Linked DNA regions of Homo sapiens: region 1 is linked to region 2. The links are chromatin contacts, found by Hi-C in ENCODE. All regions are on one chromosome and are shown on one strand. Each heading gives the region's core, a stretch centred on a gene start or an enhancer-like site at or near the end of the contact. The rest is flanking DNA. Distances are from core to core; before and after follow the strand shown. Region 1 holds the start of OR2C1 (olfactory receptor family 2 subfamily C member 1). Region 2 holds the start of IL32 (interleukin 32).

The links. A loop is a pair of places that touch in the nucleus more often than their neighbours do. Pooled maps may share reads with other maps.
Region 1: a map of posterior vena cava shows a loop between it and region 2 (10-fold over the local background). The contact joins the promoter of OR2C1 here to the promoter of IL32 in region 2. A Hi-C loop is called at or near these places in 1 of 168 maps with a recorded cell type or tissue (posterior vena cava) and 2 of 50 pooled maps.

What each region holds. Positions count from the first base shown.
Region 1 is chr16:3,352,479-3,359,190 of GRCh38, reverse strand. OR2C1 (olfactory receptor family 2 subfamily C member 1) reads right to left here and starts at 3,302. Exons shown (of 1, transcript NM_012368.3): 1 at 1,885-3,302. The coding sequence starts at 3,250. The coding sequence ends at 2,312.
Region 2 is chr16:3,064,390-3,067,694 of GRCh38, reverse strand. IL32 (interleukin 32) reads right to left here and starts at 2,055. Exons shown (of 7, transcript NM_001376923.1): 1 at 2,008-2,055; 2 at 1,869-1,911; 3 at 280-318; 4 at 82-141. The coding sequence starts at 1,883. RefSeq lists an enhancer at 2,252-2,561.

The sequences.
Region 1 (6,712 bases), core at 2,053-4,552, 290 kb before region 2:
TTCTCTGTCTGGGAAAATAGTAAATGAATCGTGGTAACAGGTGGGGATCCCTTTGGCAATTCTAGGAATGTGCAGAATCACAAATTGGCATTCTGATCCCAACATGTGAGTTCCTGAAAGATGAGTAATTAATTGTGTGCTGAACTGATTGCTGAATTTTAGGAACTGCAGGGCTTCAAGACTAGATCTTGAGGCAGAGAACATACTTTATGGATGGATGATCTTTCCTGGGGTCTTAAATTTGCATAAGGAATCTTAGGACATTCCATTATCCACTGACCAGACTAGCATACCCAAATGCTGGTAAGACATCTGATGTCTGGGACTTTTGGATGGGATGATTTCAATAAGAGAGTAGCAAGGGACCCTCTTTGGCTAGAATCAAAAGGCAAATGACCTTTTTGTTTTGTTTTGTTTTATTTTTGGAGACAGAGTCTTGCTCTTGTCACCCAGGCTGAAGTGCAGTTGTGCAATCTCAGCTCACTGCAACCTTAGTTCACTGCAACCTCCACCTCCCGGGTTCAAGCAAGTCTCCTGCCTCAGCCTCCCAAGTAGCTGGACTATAGGTGTGCACCACCACACCTGGCTAATTTTTGTATTTTTGGTAGAAATGGGGTTTCACTATGTTGGCCAGGCTGGCTCAAACTCCTGACCTCAGGTGACCCACCCACCTCAGCCTCCCAAAGTGCTGAGATTACAGGCATGAGCCACTGTGCCCAGCTGCAAATGACCTTTTTAATCTTTTCTTTCTTTTTTTTTTTTTTTTTTTTTTTTTTTTGAGATGGAGTTTCGCTCTTATTGCCCAGGCTAGAGTGCAGTAGTGCAATCTCGTCTCACGGCAACCTCCACCCTCCAGCTTCAAATGATTCTCCTGCCTCAGCCTCCCAAGTCGCTGGGGTTACAGGCACCCACCACCATGCCCAACTAATTTTTTTCATATTTTTAGTAGAGACGGGGTTTCACCGTGTTGGTCAGGCTGGTCTCGAACTGCTGACCTCGTGATCCACCCACCTCGGCCTCCCAAAGTGCTGGGATTACAGGCGTGAGCCACCGTGCCTGGCTTAATCTTTTATTATTAAATAATAGATTAGTAGAAGAGAAATTGGAATATAGGCATAAGGGAGAGGGTAAACAAGATGATGGAGAGATATATGGATGGAAAGTATGGACAGATATACTACATTATTATTATTGTTATTATTATTATTATTGAGACGGAGTTTTGCTCGTTACCCAGGCTGGAGTGCAATGGCACGATCTCAGCTCACCACAACCTCTGCCTCCCGAGTTCAAGCGATTCTCCTGCCTCAGCCTCCCGAGTAGCTGGGATTACAGGCATGTGCCACGATGCAAGGCTAATTTTGTATTTTTAGTGGAGACAGTGTTTCTCCATGTTGGTCAGGCTGGTCCCGAACTCCTGACCTCAGGTGATCCACCCGCCTCGGCCTCCCAAAGTGCTGGGATTACAGGTGTGAGCCACTGCACCCAGTGGTATACTGCATTATTAAGAAGAGACAGGCCAGGTGCGGTAGATCACACCCATAATCCCAGCACTTGGGGAAGTCAAGGCAGGAAGATTACTTGAGGCCAAGAATTCTAGACCAGCCTGGGCTGTTAACAGAGTGAGACCCCATCTGTAAAAAATAAAAATAAAAATTAGTTAGGTGTGGTAGCATGTGCCTATAGTCCCAGCTACTCAGAAGACTGAAGGATTGCTTGAGCCCAGGAGTTGAAGGCTGCAGTGAGCTAAGATCATGCCACTCTACTTCAGCCTGGGCAACAGAGCAAGACTCCAACTCTTAAAAAAAATGAAGAAGAGACAAAAAGAGGTAGGCAAAGATAATGACAGATAGGGTAAAAACATGAATTGTTTGGGTCTTCATATGAAGTTAATAATACATGGCTTGATTTTATGGAATTATAGTAACATTATGTAAGATACTGCAAGTGGAGGTGCTTTGCTTAGAAAAGTACAGAATTCTGCAGAAATATAAGGCATATTAAATAACATGTGGGCAACAGAGACAGAGACAGTGAGACAGGTCTGTCACAGGTCAATAACCTCTGAGCCCTCAACAACATGTCTCCCCTGCTATCGGTAGTCCACAGTAGGATTTTTGGTAAATAAGTGTAGAACATTACGAATAACACTAACCATGTTCCCAACAGCTTAGGGCTGTCAGCTTAGGGCTGTCAGGAACATGCCTTGGTTTTACCGGAATTAGTATTCCTCATGTTCACCTGGCCAGAGAGAGTTAATGAGAAACGCATGTAGAGATGAAGACGCAATAAATAACGAAGGAGTGTTCTCTCAGCCAACTTCTCTTCCTTTCCCCAGCAACCTCCTCAGTGCGCCCTTCACTTCCATGTTCCGCAGCGTGTAGATGAGGGGATTCACCATGGGTGTGACCAACGAGTAGAACAGGGAAATGAACTTGCCCTGGTCCTGTTTGCTGTTCTTGGCCGGAAGCAGATACCCATAGCTGGCTGAGCCATAGAAGAGGAACACCACCAGCAGATGGGAGAGGCACGTATTGAACGCCTTTCGCCTCCCCTCTGCAGAGCGGATTTTCAGCACTGCCTGAGCAATGAGGCAGTAGGAGATCACGATGATGCTTAGTGGGACTGCAGTGAAGAAGGTGCAGACACCATTGAGCACAGCCTGGTTGAGACTTGTGTCGCCACAGGCCAGTTTGATCATGGCAGGCACCTCGCAGAGGAATCCCTCCACCCTCCGGTGCCCACACAATGGGAGCTGCAGAGTGAATGTTGACTGGATCACAGAGTTGCCCAAGCCACCCAGGCAGGCAATCACAGCCAGCAGCCAGCAGAGCTGGGGGTTCATGATGGCGGTGTAGCGGAGGGGCCGGCACACTGCCACGTAGCGGTCAAATGCCATCACCACCAGCAGGATGCACTCGGTGGCCCCCAGCCAAAGGAAGACATAGAGCTGGGTTATGCAGCCACCATAGCTGATGGTCTTGCCTGGTCCCCATAAATTGATCAGCATTTGGGGGACTGAACTAGTAGCGAAAGCAAGGTCCAAGGAGGAGAGGTTGCTGAGGAAGAAGTACATGGGTGTATGGAGCCGGGCCTCCAGGCGGGAAAGCAAGATGATGGTTGAGTTCCCAAGTAGGGTCAGCAAATAGGAGAAGAGGATGGCTATAAAAAAGATCATCTCCAGCTGGGGATGGTCTGATATGCCCATCAGAACAAAGCCCTGCAAGGAGCTATCATTCACCCCGTCCATCACTGGTTGTCTTCAGTCACTTGATGAATTCATTTAGCGCAAGCTGCTGGAAGAAAAGTCAAGAAAAAGCTGTTGGATGAGGTGGATTTGCATCAGGAACGGTCTAATAGTTCTCTGGGATCCATAGTTAAGTAACAACCTATTTTTTGTTTGTTTTTTGAGACAGAGTCTCTCACTGTCACCCAGGTTGGAGTGCAGTGGCACAATCTCAGCTCACTGCAACCTCCTTCTCCCTGGCTCAAGCAATCCTCTTGTCTCAGCCTCCCAAGTAACTGTGACCACAGGTGTGTGCCACCACATCCAAATAACTTTTGTATTTTTTGTAGAGATGGGGTTTTGCCATGTTGCCCAGGGTTGTCTCCAACTCTTGGGCTCAAGTGATCCATCTGCCTCAGCCTCCCAAAGTGCTGGGATTACAGGCATGAACCACTGCACCTGGACTCCAACTTACTTTTTAAGATTGCAAGCTTTTTTTTTTTTTTTGAGACAGAGTCTCGCTCTGTCACCCAGGCTGGAGTGCAGTGGTGCAATCTCGGCTCATTGCAACTTCCGCCTCCCAGGTGCAAGCAATTCTCCTGCCTCAGCCTCACGAGTAGCTGGGACTACAGGCATGCACCACCATGCCTGGCTAATTTTTGTTTTAGTAGAGACGGGGTTTCACCATGTTGGCCAGGCTGGTCTCGAACTCCTGACCTCGTGATATGCCAGCCTCAGCCTCTCAAAAAGCTGGGATTACAGGTGTGAGCCACCGTGCGTGGCCTAGATTTCAAACTTCTGTTGTAATCCCCATCTACTGTTGGTTACACACCGAATGGAAAAGTTGATTCCATCAGAATGTCAGGTATGAGCTAACACGGAAATGAAGGAAGTGCCTCATGATGACAAAACCAAAAGACCCCAAGAACTGAAGAGCCCTTCAGTTCAGAACAATGGCTATGACGGGATAGAGAGAGTTGACCATTAGAATTAGATGTGAAAGTTCTCAAAAACTTTCAGTCAGACTGAAATTTCAGTCAGGCATGGTGGCTCACACCTGTAATCCCAGCATTTTAAGAGGCTGAGGTGGGAGGATCTCTTGAGCCCCAGTGTTCAAGGCAGCAGTGAGCCCCTGTACTCCAATGCCTGAGTGACAGAGGGAGACCCTATCTCTTGAAAACAACAGCAACAACACATTTCCCCAGCCAAGATTCTGATACGCTCAGGGAAGGGGGGAAGCAGACACATTGTATTTGGAAAAGCTCCCCAGAATTTTCTGTTAAATTTCCTCTGCTCTCTTCTACATCCCTCCCCTCTGAGTTTTACCTCAGTGCTGGATCTAGAAAGATGATGTTTGAGGAATAACATGATGAATCTATAAAGTCACAGAAATAATGGAAAGAGTAGATACAGACTTATGCTCCAAATACAGAAGCTGGGAATGTACAATTTAAGAGGAGGTCAATGTAGAGCAAACAAAACTTCACTTAAGCTTAAATAAGTTTAGGTGGAAAAGGCAAAAGATATAAACAGAGGTTACACAAAAAGGGGTTAAAATAGTTAATGGGTATTCATAATTAGTAAGGGAAATTAGAAGATTTACAGAGGAGATCCCTCTTTTGAGGTATATAACTACTGTGTCCACGTCTAAATCATCAAATAATTCTTAACATCTCATGAGACCGGGTACAGTGGCTCACGCCTGTAATCCCAACACTTTGGGAGGTCAAAGTGGGCAGATCACTTGAGGCCAAGAGTTTGAGATCAGCCTGGCCAACATGGTGAAACCCCGTCTCTACTAATAATACAAAAAATTTGTCGGGCATGGTGGCGGGCGCCTGCAGCCCCAGCTACTCAGGAGGCTGAGGCAGCAGAAACACTTGAAACAGGGAGGCGGAAGTTGCAGTGAGTTGAGATTGCACTACTACACTTCAGCCTGGGCAACAGAGCTAGACTCTGTCTCAAAAAAAAAAAAAAAAAAGAAAAGAAAAGAAAAACAAACAAACAAACAAAAAACCCATCTCATGAACAAAAAAATCAGCTCTTGTTAATAATGGGCCAATCACCATCCCCTTTCCTTGGCCAGGATCTCAACTTTTCTGAAGATCATAAACCACAGCCCTTCCCCTTCCTTCCTTCCTTCCTTCCTTCTTTCTCTTTTTTTGAGATGGAGTCTAGCAGTGTCACCCAGGCTGGAGTGCAGTGGCGTGATCTCAGCTCACTGCAACCTCTGCCTCCCAGGTTCAAGCGATTCTCCTGCCTCAGCCAACCAAGTAGCTGGGATTACAGGAGTGCACCACCACGCCTGACTAATTTTTGTATTTTTAGTAGAGGCGGGGTTTCACCATGTTGGCCAGGCTGGTCTTGAACTCCTGGCCTCAGGTTATCTGCCTACCTTGGCCTCCCAAAGTGTTGGGATTACAAGCATGAGCTACCATTCCCGGCCTACTTATTCTTTTTTTTTTTTTTTTTTTTGAGACGGAGTCTCGCTCTGTCACCAGGCTGGAGTGCAGTGGCGGGATCTCGGCTCACTGCAACCTCCACCTCCTGAGTTCAAGCAATTCTCCTGCCTCAGCCTCTCAAGTAGCTGGGACTACAGGTGCACACCACCATCCCCAGCTCATTTTTGTGTTTTTAGTAGAGATGGGGTTTTGACCATGTTGGCCAGGATGGTTTCGATCTCTTGACCTCGTGATCTGCCCGCCTCAGCCTCCCAAAGTGCTGGGATTACAGGCGTGAGCCACCGCGACCGGCCTACTTATTCTTTTCATCTAGGACTTAAGAGAGCTGAGGAACTGAGTTACTAACCGGATAATCAGCTCATCTTTCTTTTCAGAAGTTCTTCCTGAAACCCATTCTACTACCTCCTGCCAGTTCAGGTGCTTGTTCCCTTGTGTCCCTTTAGGGCAAAGAAATAGACAGGGCCGGGCGCAGTGGCTGACGCCTGTAATCTCAACACTTTGGGAGGCCGAGGCAGGCAGATCACTTGAGGTCGGGAGTTCGAGACCATCCTGGCCAACATGGTGAAACATGTCTCTACTAAAAATAAAAAAAAATTATCCGGGCGTGGTGCTACATGTCTGTAATCCCAGCTACTCAGGAGGCTGAGGCAGGAGAATCACTTGAACCCAGGAGGCGGAGTTTGCAGTGAGCTGAGATAATGCCATTGCACTCCAGCCTGGGCAACAAGAGTGAAACTCTACCTCAGAAAAAAAAAAAAAAAAAAGAAAGAAAGAAACAGACAGAAAGACACTGCTCATCTTCTTCCAAAGTTGTTTGGTCTGTGGGGGGCTGGTATTAGACAAAGTGAACAGGGATTTTTCCCCTCCCCAAATCTTAGAATTCAAGAACTAGAAATGGGGGAGTTTGAATCTTAGAAAAAGTCAATTAAGGATGAATGAAAGAAAAAAATACATAGTTAATAGTAAATTTATGTAAATTATTACTTCTAAGAGACATCAGTAAGTTTAAAAACATTCAAACTCA
Region 2 (3,305 bases), core at 806-3,305:
TTCTCACCCTGAGCCCCACACAGGGTGGAGTGCCTGGGGGCGGGGACATGTGACCTGGTGCCTGAGGGGAAATCCACCCACCTGTCCACGTCCTGATTCTGCATTTTGCATTTTATCATAAAATCTTTCTATGGCCTGGTGCTGTGAAGAGAGGCAGAGTTGGCACCAAAGGGCCGGATCCTTGTCCCTCCAGGGTCCCAGGTGTCCCACAGTGTCCTCAGTGTCACACGCTGAGACCCAGGCCCCCAACCCCTGAGCAGAAGTAGGGAGGAGCATTACCATTCGGGCCTTCAGCTTCTTCATGTCATCAGAGAGGACCTGCGGAAATAACGGTGACACTCAGTCTCCATGTGTCACCTTAACCTTTCCTCCAGGATAATTTATACACACACACACACACACACACACACACACACACACACAGAGACACATGGCAGAGGTACAGGATAAGAGGAGACAGCAGTCCCAGGAGCCCCTCACAGCCTGGAAAGACCGGCCAGGGCTGTCCTCGAAACGACTCAGAAAGCGCTTCTCTCAGGAGCCGGCTCAGCTGGGCAGGCCCAAGAGCAGGGCCAGCATGGGCCTAGGTGACCCCTCCTCACAAGAGCAGGGCCTGCGTGGGCCTAGGTGACCCCTCCTCACAAGAGCAGGGCCTGCGTGGGCCTAGGTGACCCCTCCTCACAAGAGCAGGGCCTGCGTGGGCCTAGGTGACCCCTCCTCACAAGAGCAGGGCCTGCGTGGGCCTAGGTGACCCCTCCTCACAAGAGCAGGGCCTGCGTGGGCCGGGGTGTCCTCCCTGCACACACACACCCCCCCATGTACACACACGGGAGGATGGACACTGTCCTGGAGCAGGCTGGCTCAGCTGGGTTTCCCACAACCACTATGGTCCCAGGTGAGAGTTGGCCAAGGAAAAAATGTTTAGGGACATGACAATTGAGAAGGTAACAGCAGCCATTCCTCTCTGATGAGCTGATTAATATTTGGGGTGCCAGGTAGGTCCACCCTACAACCTGCCACTCTTCCCGACTGCCAACATGCAGACCCACAGGTCCCGGGCCATTCCTGCCTGCAGACACGTGGCTGCATCCACAGAGGCCAGAGGCACCCCACAGAATCCCCGCTGAGCCCCCACGTCAAGGGCCTAGTCTCGGGGGTGACATGCCTGGTTTCCCCCACTATAGAGTGGTGACAGTCACCCACAGAGTGCGCAGGGCCTGGGGACATATTCTGGGCAGGGCAGCTGTCTGCACACTTTCAGGCAGCGATGGTCCCATCCCGCTAGCCTGATTTCCCAGGAACCAGGGTGAAAGCAGCACCGTGCCGACATGCGGGAGCCATGTGTCCTCCGGGTCACTGTCCTGAACCTGAGCCAGGCCACATCATGGAAACCCCTATTGTCACAGGCCGAAGAGCTCCCTGGAGGGTGTGGTGGGCCTAGCATTTGCGGTGGGGCAGTGGTAGAGGATGGGAGGTCGGAGGGAACCCAGGAAAGGAGGAAGAGACACCAGGACCCACACAGGCCTTGCTCTTGGGCCCACCCAGCTGAGCCGGCCTCTGAGAGAAGCATTCTCCGAGTCGTTTCCAGCAGAGCCCTGCCCCACCCCTGCCCCGGGCTTTCCGGGCTGTGAAGGGCTCCTGGGACAGGTGCTCCCTCTCATCCACACCCCTGCCGTTCTCCAGCGCCCCCGACACATATGACCTCCAGCGCCTCCACTGACACTCTCACCCCATCACTATCCTCCTGCCGCTGGGTGCCCCTGACTGAGCCCTGACACACAGGCACCTCGGGAAATACTGAGGGCACCCGCACCCTTACGGTCTGTTTTCAGACATGCCCACAAAAGCACACGCAGCCTCTCACTCACCTTCGGGAAGCACATGGCGGCCAAAAGTTCAAGGAGCCAAGGCCTGCTGGCGAGGAACAGGTGTGAGGAAAAGAAAGTGTCTCAGAGAAGCACCCTCCTCCCCAGAGGGTCCTCACCTTCGGGGACCCCAACTCCCCACCTGAGATGACCCAGCTCCACTGAGACAGTCACCTTCTGCACGCAGTCTTCCTGGCACAAATACTCAGCTGGTTTTATGGGGAAAGTGGGGGGTAGTGGGCGGAGCCTCTCTCAGGGCAGGAGGCCTTGCTGAGTGCGTGAAAAACAGACAGAGACAGAGACAGAGACAGAGACAGACAGAGATGGAGACTTACCCGAGAGAGACAGAGGTCTGGGGTCCCTGGGAGGAATGAGGGTCCGTCCCTGGCTGGGCCCCTGCTCCCTCTGAGCTGGGGTGGGAGTCTCTGAGCCCAGGAATGGGCTGCTTTCCCCACCCCACCAGCCTGAGAGTGGGGAGGGGCAGAGGGAAAGTCCAGACTCGGGACAGCTGGCTGGGGAAACTCCCTGAGTACAGGAAGGTGACGTCAGCCAAGTGGGATCCAAGGACAAAGGAATTTGGACCCTGTCCTTGCATGAGGTGTGCCCCGGCTCCAGAGGCCAGAGAAACTTCTGGATCAGAAGGAGGCAGGAACTGCCGGACCTAAGAGGGGCGCCGTGAGGGCAGGGGCCTGTGCACGTTGGAGGGGTGGCTAGTGGTGATGTAGATCTACCTGTGGGACAAGATAGGACCCTCTGCAGGGTGGAAGGCATCCTGCCGGCTGTCTGAGCTTGGCTGACCAGGTCCTTCTGACCCTTCTGGGCCAAGGCAAGGCCATCTGGGGCCGAAGGTCACTGGTCTCAGCAATCTTGGGGCTCCCCTACGGGCTCTTCTAGCTCCACGGGTTCTGACCCTCCAGCCTGGCTGGGCCTCCCACCTCCTCCTCACGGCCCCCAGCCCCCTTCCCCCAGCTGAGCACAACCACGCCCTTGCCTTTGGGATGGTTTCCTGGGGCCAAACTAAGGAAGTACCACGACAAGGGGCCCTAAGTCGAAGACGTCTCTTCCCTCACGATCTGCAGGCTGGAGGTCCAAGGTCAATGTGGGCAGCGTGGGGTCCTTCTGAGGGCCCGGAGCTGGGATTCTGTTCAGGTTTCTCCTGCCCTTGTAGATGGCCATCTTCATCTTCATCACGTTCTGCCTGGGTGTGACTGTCCCCCTTTCCCCTTTCCAAAGGACACCAGTCATATTGAAATAGGGTCCACCCTAGGCCGGGCGCAGTGGGTCACGCCTGTAATCCCAACACTTTGGGAGGCCGAGGCGGGCAGATCACCTAAGGTCAGGAGTTCTAGACCAGCCTGGCCAACATGGTGAAACCTTGTCTCTACTAAAAATACAAAAATTAGCCTTGCGTGGTGGCCGGCACCTGTATTCCCAGCTACT